Linked DNA regions of Homo sapiens: region 1 is linked to region 2. Evidence: read pairs that join two places in POLR2A ChIA-PET (ENCODE). Cell type or tissue: HepG2. All regions are shown on one strand. Region 1 overlaps AHCTF1 (AT-hook containing transcription factor 1). Region 2 overlaps ZNF496 (zinc finger protein 496).

The links. ChIA-PET counts read pairs that join two places held together with the same protein. Peaks named below come from ENCODE experiments on the same cell type or tissue, not always from the same donor. Only the 100,000 strongest peaks of a DNase experiment are listed, where the experiment ranks them.
Region 1: POLR2A ChIA-PET joins it to region 2 with 7 read pairs; 5 of 35 experiments call an interaction of 5 or more read pairs at or near these places.

The regions. Positions count from the first base shown.
Region 1 is chr1:246,922,699-246,927,698 of GRCh38, forward strand. All of the region lies in intron 1 of AHCTF1 (AT-hook containing transcription factor 1), which reads right to left. Among named protein-coding and RNA genes, the nearest start is that of AHCTF1, 6.7 kb to the right of the region's middle. In HepG2, no CTCF peak of the experiment used is centred here; no DNase peak of the experiment used is centred here.
Region 2 is chr1:247,323,226-247,328,225 of GRCh38, forward strand. ZNF496 (zinc finger protein 496) reads right to left here. Exons shown (of 10, transcript NM_032752.3): 6 at 1-5. Among named protein-coding and RNA genes, the nearest start is that of ZNF496, 6.1 kb to the right of the region's middle. In HepG2, no CTCF peak of the experiment used is centred here; DNase peaks (open chromatin) are centred at 1,146 and 1,886.

The sequences.
Region 1 (5,000 bases), 400 kb before region 2:
TAGGCTGGGCGCAGTGGCTCACGCCTGTAATCCCAGCACTTTGGGAGGCCAAGGAGGGCGGATCACGAGGTCAGGAGATCGAGACCATCCTGGATAACACGGTGAAACCCTGTCTCTACTAAAAATACAAAAAAAATAGCCGGGCGTGGTGGCAGGCGCCTGTAGTCCCAGCTACTCGGGAGGCTGAGGCAGGAGAATGGCATGAACCCAGGAGGCGGAGTTTGCAGTGAGCCGAGATTGCACCACTGCACTCTAGCCTGGGCGACAGAGCGAGACTCTGTCTCAAAAAAAAAAAAAAAAAAAAAAGTATCAATAGTATTCTTAATAGCCTATCAATAGTATTCTTAATAGCCAAATACTAAATACAACCAAAGGAGAATGAAGAAGAAGTTATTTAATCAAATAATACCAAAAAAAAAAAAAAAAAAAAGATAGGCTGGGCACGGTGGCCCATGCCTGTAATCCCAGCACTTTGGGAGGCCGAGGTGGGCAGATCACCTGAGGTCAGGAGTTTGAGACCAGCCTGACTAACATGATGAAACCCCATCTTTACTAAAAATACAAAAATTAGCTGGGCATGGTGACATGCGTCTGTAATCCCAGCTACTCAGGAGGCTGAGGCATGAGAACTGCTTGAACCTAGGAGTCAAGGGTTGCAGTGGGCCAAAATTGTGCCACTGCACTCCAGCCTAGGTGACAGCAAGACTCTGTCCCAAAAATAAATAAATAAATACATAAATAAATACATAAAATAATTATAATAACTGAAACAATGTGATATAGGCTAGTAATGGACAAACAGGTCAACAAAACAGATAAAATAATCTAGACACAGAATCACTAAGTTCAGCAGATGGTAAAAAGCTATTTGGATATTTCAATTCAGAGCAGACATGTGGACTCTTCAATCAACATTTCTGGTATAATGTGCTACTCATCTGCAGCAAAGACATTACACACGGCTAGAGTGAAGTGGTGGAAGTGACACATTGCTTTACATTCCTCCCCTAGTATCTAGCAAATGAAATGTGTGCGTGCATGCGTGTGTGTGTGTGTGCGCGTAGCACACAGGAGCAGGTACAGAAGAAAGAAGGTGAGTTCACAAAATCCAGAGAATTCTAACATCCTTCAGTGTGTGTGGGGTGAAGTGAAATGAAGGGGGAAATAGATAACCCCAGGAAAACTCCAGGTCTGGAAGTCCCTAACTACATACTATGCCACAGGACCTGAGAAGAGGGCCATGTTTCAGGGAACTGTGCTGCTGTTTTGGGAGAAAGGTGAAGGCCCAAAGGCGTAGAATATAAATCTGGCAAAAGAGAGATCCGAGGTACAAGTCATTACCGTTTCTCAGCACTCCCCCTCCTATCTATTGAGTACAGAAAGGACTACATTCAGTTCCAACACCCAGCCCAAGCCATTCTCACAGAAGAGAATCAATACTATCAAACTGAAACCTGTGGTAAAATAACAGGATAACAGCCACTTCTAACAGATGTGTTTAACTTTAAAAAATTTATAAAGAAATATTTACATTAAAAGAACTACTATAAATTTAACAATTCCTTTCAGTTTTCTTATGAAATTAACTATTTCTAAAAATTAGCATTTCATACAATAATCTCTATGAATTCTTCCATCTGTTTATCTTTAAACAGAGATATCTGAAATATTCACAAAACATTAGTGCCGTTTATTTTTGTGTGATGCAAATTTGTGATTTGCTCATTTCAGTATGGCTTGGATTTCTTATAAAATCAATAATTAAAGAATTTTAAAACATATATATATAAAATAAAAATGCAACTTTAAAAATACAGTACATATTTATGTAGCCTTAGGATGGGAACAAGGCAAAAATCAACCTAACGTTCTTTCTTGTCATTCTTATTCTCTCCACATCTTAGTCCCCTCCCCCAAAAAAATTTATGTGAAAAAAACATTTCAAAGATTCACTCAAAAAATTAAAATATATGAGTTATCATTTTCTGTTCAGGCTATAAATGCTATCTCCTAGACAAAAACTTGATGGACTGCCTCAAAAACTTAATCACATATGTCACCATTAAGTCACAAAACCTAAAAAGTTATGTTTGAGATTTCCAAGTCATCAAAAGTAGAAGTTTGCTTTTTATTATCCAAAACAGATCCAAAAGTCTAACCTAATATAAAGGTGTGCATCAATAGGAAGCTATGACCATTAGCCTCCAATACAAAACCCTCATGAGGGTCCTATACTCAAGCCTTAGTTGCTCTTATATACACAAATGGACCCTATTCATCTCCTAAGTAGCTTAGTACCAAAAAAATTTTTAGAGAAACAGATGGAAAAGGCCAGAATCACATTGTTACTATGTTGTTTTCCCCTCTGACAGCCTTTTATATAGCTTGATAAAACTAGTTTAATGATGAACTGAAGTTAACACATTTTTCCTACTAAACTTAAAACCAAAGTAAGTCAACCAGAACCAAAACCTTCAGAATTCCATGCAGTAGCTTTTTACAAAGTGTATTCAGAAGAGTGCTAATGGATAATGAGCAAAAAAGTTCCATGATCCCTATACTTCAATCAAAATCATCTCAATACAATTTTGGAAAGATTTTCACAAAATCCAAAGTCCAAAGGATAACACACAAAAAGCATTTTTTGGAAAATGAAATATAGTAAATGTTCTATTTCTTAGGCTGGGTGAGTTTTGTTATGTTGTTTGAATGCAAAACAAAGATGATATAGAAGTACTAGCTCTAAGAGAATAAAGCCACAGTATTTAAACTGTGGCCAGACATGATGGCTTATGCCTGTACACCCAGCACTCTGGGAAGCTCAGGCGGAAGGATCTCTTAAGACCAGGAGTTGTAGGTTGCAGTAAGCTATGATCAGGCCACTGCACTCCAGCCTGGGCAAGATCCTGTTTCTAAAAATATAAAAAATAAACCTAATGTGGTTTGTATAACTGTCCCCTCCCAATCTCATACTGAAATGTGATCCCCAGTGTTGGAGGTGGGGCCTGGTAGGAGGTGTCTGGGTCATGGGAGAGGACCCCTCATGAATGGGTTGGTGTCCTCTCCACAGTAATGAATTCACATGAGATCTGGCTGTTTAAAGCCAGGCATGGTGGCTCCCAGCACTTTGGGAGGCTGAGGCAGGCAGACTGACTGAGCCCAGGAATTTGACACCAGCCTGGGCCACATGGCGAAATCTCATCTCTACGAAAAATAATTAGCCAGGTGTGGTGGCGCCTGCCTGTAGTCCCAGCTACTGGGATTGCTTGAGCCTGGGAGGTCAAGGTTGCAGTGAGCCATAACTGCACCAATGAATTCTAGCCTAGGCGACAGTGAGACCCTGTCTTTAAAAAAAAAAAAAAAAAAAAGGCCTGGTACCTCCTCACTCCCCACTCTCATCATGTGAGTATCCTGCTCTCCCTTTGCCTTCTGACATGATTGGAAGCTTCCTGACACCCTCACCAGAAGGTAGGCAGCTGCTGGTGTCATGCCTGCACAGCCTGCAGAACCATGAGGCAAAATAAACCTCTTTTCTTCATAAATTATCCAGTTTCACATATTCCTTTATAGCAACACAGGCTAACGTATTTCTAATTCAAACTTTGAATCCAGGTTCTAGCACTTAATAATACATGTAACATTGTGCTTTACTATATTCTGTCTTCCTCCCTTTCATATCCAAGCTTCTAGAAAAGAGGAGTACTTATTTCTCCAGACTTCATCATGGTGCCTAGCACAAAGGAGTTCAAAAAAATGTTTAATAAAGTTTTTCAAATTTAACAGCCTTTGAATCTATAGGGCAAAATTGGTTTTAAGACTTTTCCAATTTAAGCACACTACAGAGAACATCGAAACACTCTATTATTAGAAATAGGGGCCAGGCGCGGTGGCTCACACCTGTCATCCCAGCACTTCGGAAAGCTGAGGTGGGTGGATCACCTGAGGTCAGGAGTTCAAGACCAGCCTCACTAACAGGGTGAAATCCCGTCTCTACTAAATACAGAAAACTAACCAGGTGTGGTGGCGCATGCCTATAATCCCAGCTACTTTGGGAGGCTGAGGCAGGAGAATCACTTGAACCCGGGAGGCGGAGATTGCAGTCAGCCGACACTGCACCATTGCACTCCAGCCTGGGCAACAAGAGCGAAACCCCGTTTCAAAACAAACAAGTCTCAAAACAAACAAAAGTGTATGGCCGGGCCGCGGTGGCACACGCCTGTAATCCCAGCACTTTGGGAGGCTAAGGCGGGCGGATCACGAGGTCAGGAGATCGAGACCATCCTGGCTAACAAGGTGAAATCCCGTCTCTACTAAAAATACAGAAACAAAATTAGCAGGGCGTGGTGACGGGAACCTGTAGTCCCAGGTACCCGGGAGGCTGAGGAGGGAGAATGGCGTGAACCCGGGAGGCGGAGCTTGCAGTGAGCCAAGATCGTGCCACTGCACTCCAGCCTGGGCGACAGAGCGAGACTCTGTCTCAAAAAAAAAAAAAGAAAGAAATAGGCCAGGCACTGTGGCTCACACCTGTCATCTCAGCACTTTGGGAGGCCAAGGCGGGAGAATGGCTGAGGTCAGGAGTTGGTTAGAGACCAGTCTGGCCAACATGGTGAAACCCCGTCTCTACTAAAAACAAGAAATGTAGCAGCCAGCCACGGCTGCATACGCTTGTCATCCCGACTACTTGGGAAGCTGAGGCATGGGAATCGCTTGAACCGGGGAGGTGGAGGTAGCTGTGAGCTGAGATGGTGCCACTACACTCCAGCCTCAGCAACACAGCCTGACTGTCTCAAAAAGAAAAACTATATTATTAGAAAGAATATCTCATATAAAGGTATATGAAAACACAAACACACATGAAACACCTACGTTCAGTACTGTACAAAATTAAACAGAATCCCAGCCTTTTATGACATGCCAGCACTGGCAACCTATAAAAAGTAATTTACTAAGTTTCAATTCCTTTCCAAAGGCTAGATAGGCAGAGCAGGAACGTTCTACTG
Region 2 (5,000 bases):
CAGAACTGAAAGAGATCAGAAAATGGTGTCCTAAAGTGGGCCAGGGCCAGGCCTGGTGCTGATACCTTCTGAGCTTCCTGCGGCTCTTCATTTCCATTTTGGTAGCAAAGAAAATCACAAGAGAGGCACCAACAGGGAACTGTTTCATGGTGCTTTTCATAAAACCCCAGTCTCTGTTCTTAACTGTAAAATGAGGATTACAAAATGACGCACATGAAAAGTACTCTGTAAACCACAAAGATTGCTGCGACTTTGTTTCCAGATATAACAAGGGGGGCTGTAACAGAGTGTGCCTGGGTTCATGATAGCACGGTCAATTAAATGAACTCTTTCACCTCGGGTAGGTCCCCGGACCTCAGCATTGTTATCCAAACTATGGGAAAATAAAGGTTAAAACTCTATGGAGTTCAGCCGTGTGTGGTGGTACATGCCTGTAATCTCAGCTATTCTTATTTTGGGGACTGAGGTGGGAGAATCACTTGAGCCCAGGAGTTCCAGACCAGCAGGGACAACACAGAGTATTTGTTTCTTAAAAAGAAAAAGAAAAAAAAAAAGAAGAAGAAAAAGAAAAAGCCGTAGAGTTGAGGAATCTATAAGGACTCTTAGGGTCTGGATGTGGTGGCTCATGCCTGTAATCCTAGCTCTTTGGGAAGCCAAAGTGGGAGGATTGCTTAAGCTCAGGAGTTCAAGACCAGTCTGGGCAACATAGGGAGACCGCATCTCTATTAAAAATAAAAAAACTGGGAAGCTGAAACAGAAGGATTGCTTGAGCCTGAGAGATGGAGGCTGCAGTGAGCCACAGCTGCACCACTGCACTCCAGCCTGGGTGACAGAACATGGCTCTGTCTCAAATGAAAAAAAAAAAAAAAAAAAGTAAGGGCTGTTGGCAATCAGAATTACTGTGGAACTCCATAAAAAAAGAAGGAAAATCCTGTCATTTTTGACGACATGAATGAACCTGAAAGACATGCTACGAGCAATAAGCCAGACACAAAAAGAAATACTGCATGTTCTCACTTAAATGTGGACTCTAAAAAAGTTGAACTCATAGAAGCAGAGATCAGAATGCTGGTTACCAGAGGCTAGGGAATGAGGGGACTGGGGAGACATTGGTCAAAGTGTACAAAATTTCAGTGACATGAGAGGAGTAAACTCAGGAGTCCTATTGCACAACATGGTGACTATAGGCAGTAACAACGTACTGTGTACTTGAAAATTGCTAAGAGGGTAGATCTGAAGTATTTTCACCACACACAGAAAAAGGATAGGTATATGAGGTAATGCATTATATTAATTAGCTTGACTTTTTTTTTTTTTAAGAGACTGGTCTCACTAGGTTGCCTAGGCTGGAACAGAACTCCTGAGCTCAAGGGATCCTCCCACCTCAGCCTCCTGAGTAGCTGGGACTACAGGTGTGCCACCATGCCCAGCTAAGTAGCTTGGTTTAATCATTTCACAATGTGTATAGATATCAAAACATTACACTGTACACTGTAAATACATACAATTTTTTTTTGTCAATTTGAAGACAGAAATTAAACAAAAAAGAAAAACTGTTACCACTGTAGGTACTCCTGAAAGAGCATTTGACACAGTGTCCTAAAGACCCTCATACAAAATGTAAAGTGTGGCTTTGGGACCATCTCACCAGCCTTATTTTGGGCTACCAGGGACTCTGCCACTCTTCTCTCCTGGAATTGGAAACTACCCTTTGTTCAGGCTTCTGCCATGAGCCACATCCCCTGCCAACAGTGCAGCCATGTAAAAATGAGCTCTGTTTCAAAAGGTACTCCTTTCTCAGATTAAGACTTGGAGAGCTGTGCTATAGTCTACTGGTTAACCCCAGGTCACATGTTAAGTCATTATCAAAGCAAACCCCAGAGGCCAGTGTCCCTGGCCTTTCAGACCTGGAATACAAAGCCTGCAGGAAACAGCAGCTGCAGGAGTGGCTATGTGGAACAAAGGACGGGGCCAGGAGCCCACACAGATGGCAGTGCCATTCTAGGGGTCTCAGTGGAAGGCAGCCTCTTCACTGTGTCTGAAGGGGAAGCTCAGGCTGGATGGGCGTAGATTTGAGGAGGTGGTATTTTTCTGTGTGTATGTTCCATTTTAAGTTTCTATCTTCATCTTTATTTAACTTACTTTTACCTCCCAGTTTTATTAAGCTATAATTGACAAAAATTGTATGTATTTTGTATACGAAAACTGTACAATGTGATAACTATACATTGTGAAATGATTAAATTAAGCTAATTAACAAATCTATACCTCATATATTTTTGTGACGAGAACATTTCTTATTTACTTTCTTAGCAATTTTCAAGTATAAGATGCATTATTTTTCATCAACCTCACCATGCTGTACCATAGATCTCCAGAATTTATTCATCTTACCTAACGGAAACTTTGTACTCTTTGACCGATGTCTCCCAGAGGGGGTGTTTTATTTTTTAGAGGTGGGTTCTCGCTATGTTGCCCAGGCTGGTCTCAAACTCCTGGCCTCAAGCAATCCTCCTGCTTCAGCCCCCTGAGTAGCTGGAACTATAGGCATGAGCCACCATGCCTGGCTAGGAGGTGGTGTTTTAGTTCTGCTTCCTCACACCTGCCACCTTCTGGGATATGTAGCTATCCCAGATATTCATATATATATGAATGGAGATGCCCCCTAACTGGGTAACCTGGCTAACTCCTTCCCATCCCTAGCCCTCCCTTCTCCAAGTTTAAAATCATGTTGGCCGGGCACAGTGGCTCACGCCTGTAATCCCAACACTTTGGGAGGCTGAGACATATGTATATATATATATACACACGCATATATATATATACACACACACACACATATATACACACACACACACATATATACACACACATATATATACACACACATATATATACATACATATATATATATACACACATATATATATATATATATGAATATGTAGTCCCACCCTACTTTTGGCCCCGATAAATGAATACATGGACCCTTTCAAGAATCACTTCGGAGAGTTGCAGACCCTACACAAAATCTAGCTTTTGGGGAAGATCTTCAAGATGAGGAACTATACAGCTCTGATAGGTAGTGCATTCCAATGATGAACTGTCCCAATAGTTAAGGTTTTCCTGATTGCTAACTCTCATCATACCTACTTTGCCTATTGATTATTGCTCATGGAAATGGGAGAGCTGGCCCTGTTTTCCTAAAGCCCATCTGTGGTTGCTGGCTTATCTCAGAACTTTATCAAGAAGCAACTGCACAGGCTACTGTAGTTCCTGAAACTTCTTCCTCTCCACCTGCATGCCTTCCCAGACCCCACTACAAGGCCTCTCACAGCCCCCCACTTCCTGCATAACCCAAGCTACTTGCACGTGCATTATGTGGGCGACTGGCTGCTTCCCTTATACCTGTTGTTACAGGCTAAGTTATGGCCCTCTCAAATTCCTATGTTGAAGCCCTAACCCTTAGGTACCTCAGAATGCGACTGAGTATTTGGAGATAGGGTCTTTAAAGAGGTCATTAAGATAAAATCAGGTCATATGGGTGGGCCCTAATCCAATAGGACTGGTGTACTTATAAGAAGAGGAGATTAAGACACAGACACACACAAAGGAAAGACCACATAAAGAGACCCAGAGAGAGAAGGTGTCTGTTACACCTGCTCTGCAAACTTCTCTTAGTGTAAACATCTTCCTCTTCCTTTCCCTGAAAGAAAACCGCCCGTCATCAAGAGTCCTGGCACAAAGCTTGTTGTCAGCTTTCAGGGCCGGATATTCATGGGTTTTTACGGGTCCCAAAGAGAGCCAGTGGCATAAGAGACTTCCCCTCCTAGCTCCTTTTTTTTTGTTTTGTTTTGAGATGGAGTTTTACTGTTTTTACCCAGGCTGGAATGCAATGGCGTGATCTCAGCTCACTGCAATCTCCGCCTCCCAGGTTCAAGTGATTCTCCTGCCTCAGCCTCCCGAAAAGCTGGAATTATAGGCACCCACCACCACACACAACTAATTTTGTATTTTTAGTAGCGATGGGGTTTCACCATCTTGGCCAGGCTGGTCTCGAACTCCTGACCTCAGGTGATCCGCCCGCCTTGGCCTCCCAAAGTGCTGGGATTACAGGCGTGAGCCACCGCGCCCAACCCCTAGCTCCTTCTAAATGTCTATCTGCAAACTTCTCTTAGTGTTAACATTAGGCATGTCTACAAGCCAAGGAGAGAGGCTTCAGAAGAACCCAAGGCTGCTGATACATTGACTTCAGACTTCCAGCCTCCTGAACTGTGAGAGAATACATTTCTGTTACATAAGGCATCCAGTCTGTGGTACTTTGTTATGGCAGCCAACAACACACCAAACTTGATTTATAAGCAAGAAAAGGCTGAAGAGTTTATGTGATTTGTACAGAAGTCAATATAGTTTTTCCACACACAGAAATTTAATAGGCATTTTGGTTTTATTACTGAAAAGCTTATCATAATGCCAAACACAACTTCTGCAAGTCATAAGAAAGTCTCCCCTGGCCCCCCAGACACTCTCTTTCCATTGTACCTATAGAGCACTATGGCAAGTCCACCCAGAGTCATAAGAAAGCCCCCCTGGCCCCCCAGACACTCTCTTTCCACTGTACATATAAAGCACCGTGGCAAGTCCACCCAGAGGAACCCACGGGCCAGACTTCCTTCAACCCAAGGGCGCTGGTTTCCCATGATATGTACTTAAAGTTTTGGGCACCTCAGGCCTTGTGTTCAACCTTTTGTAGGTTGTATCTCATTTAATTGTCCAAAAACCCCAAAAAAGGTAATTACTATCTCTGCTGGACAGAGGAAGAAACTGAGGCTTTCAGAGTTTAGAAACATGCCTCAGGTCATAACCAGAAGATTCAAATCTAAGTTTATCTGATGAAAAAACTACTTTCCTGTAGCTACCATGTACTTCATATACATACTCAAACTATGTGTAGCTGATGTTCTGGCCCCACACACTAGACACCACCCTGTGTCCTCCTA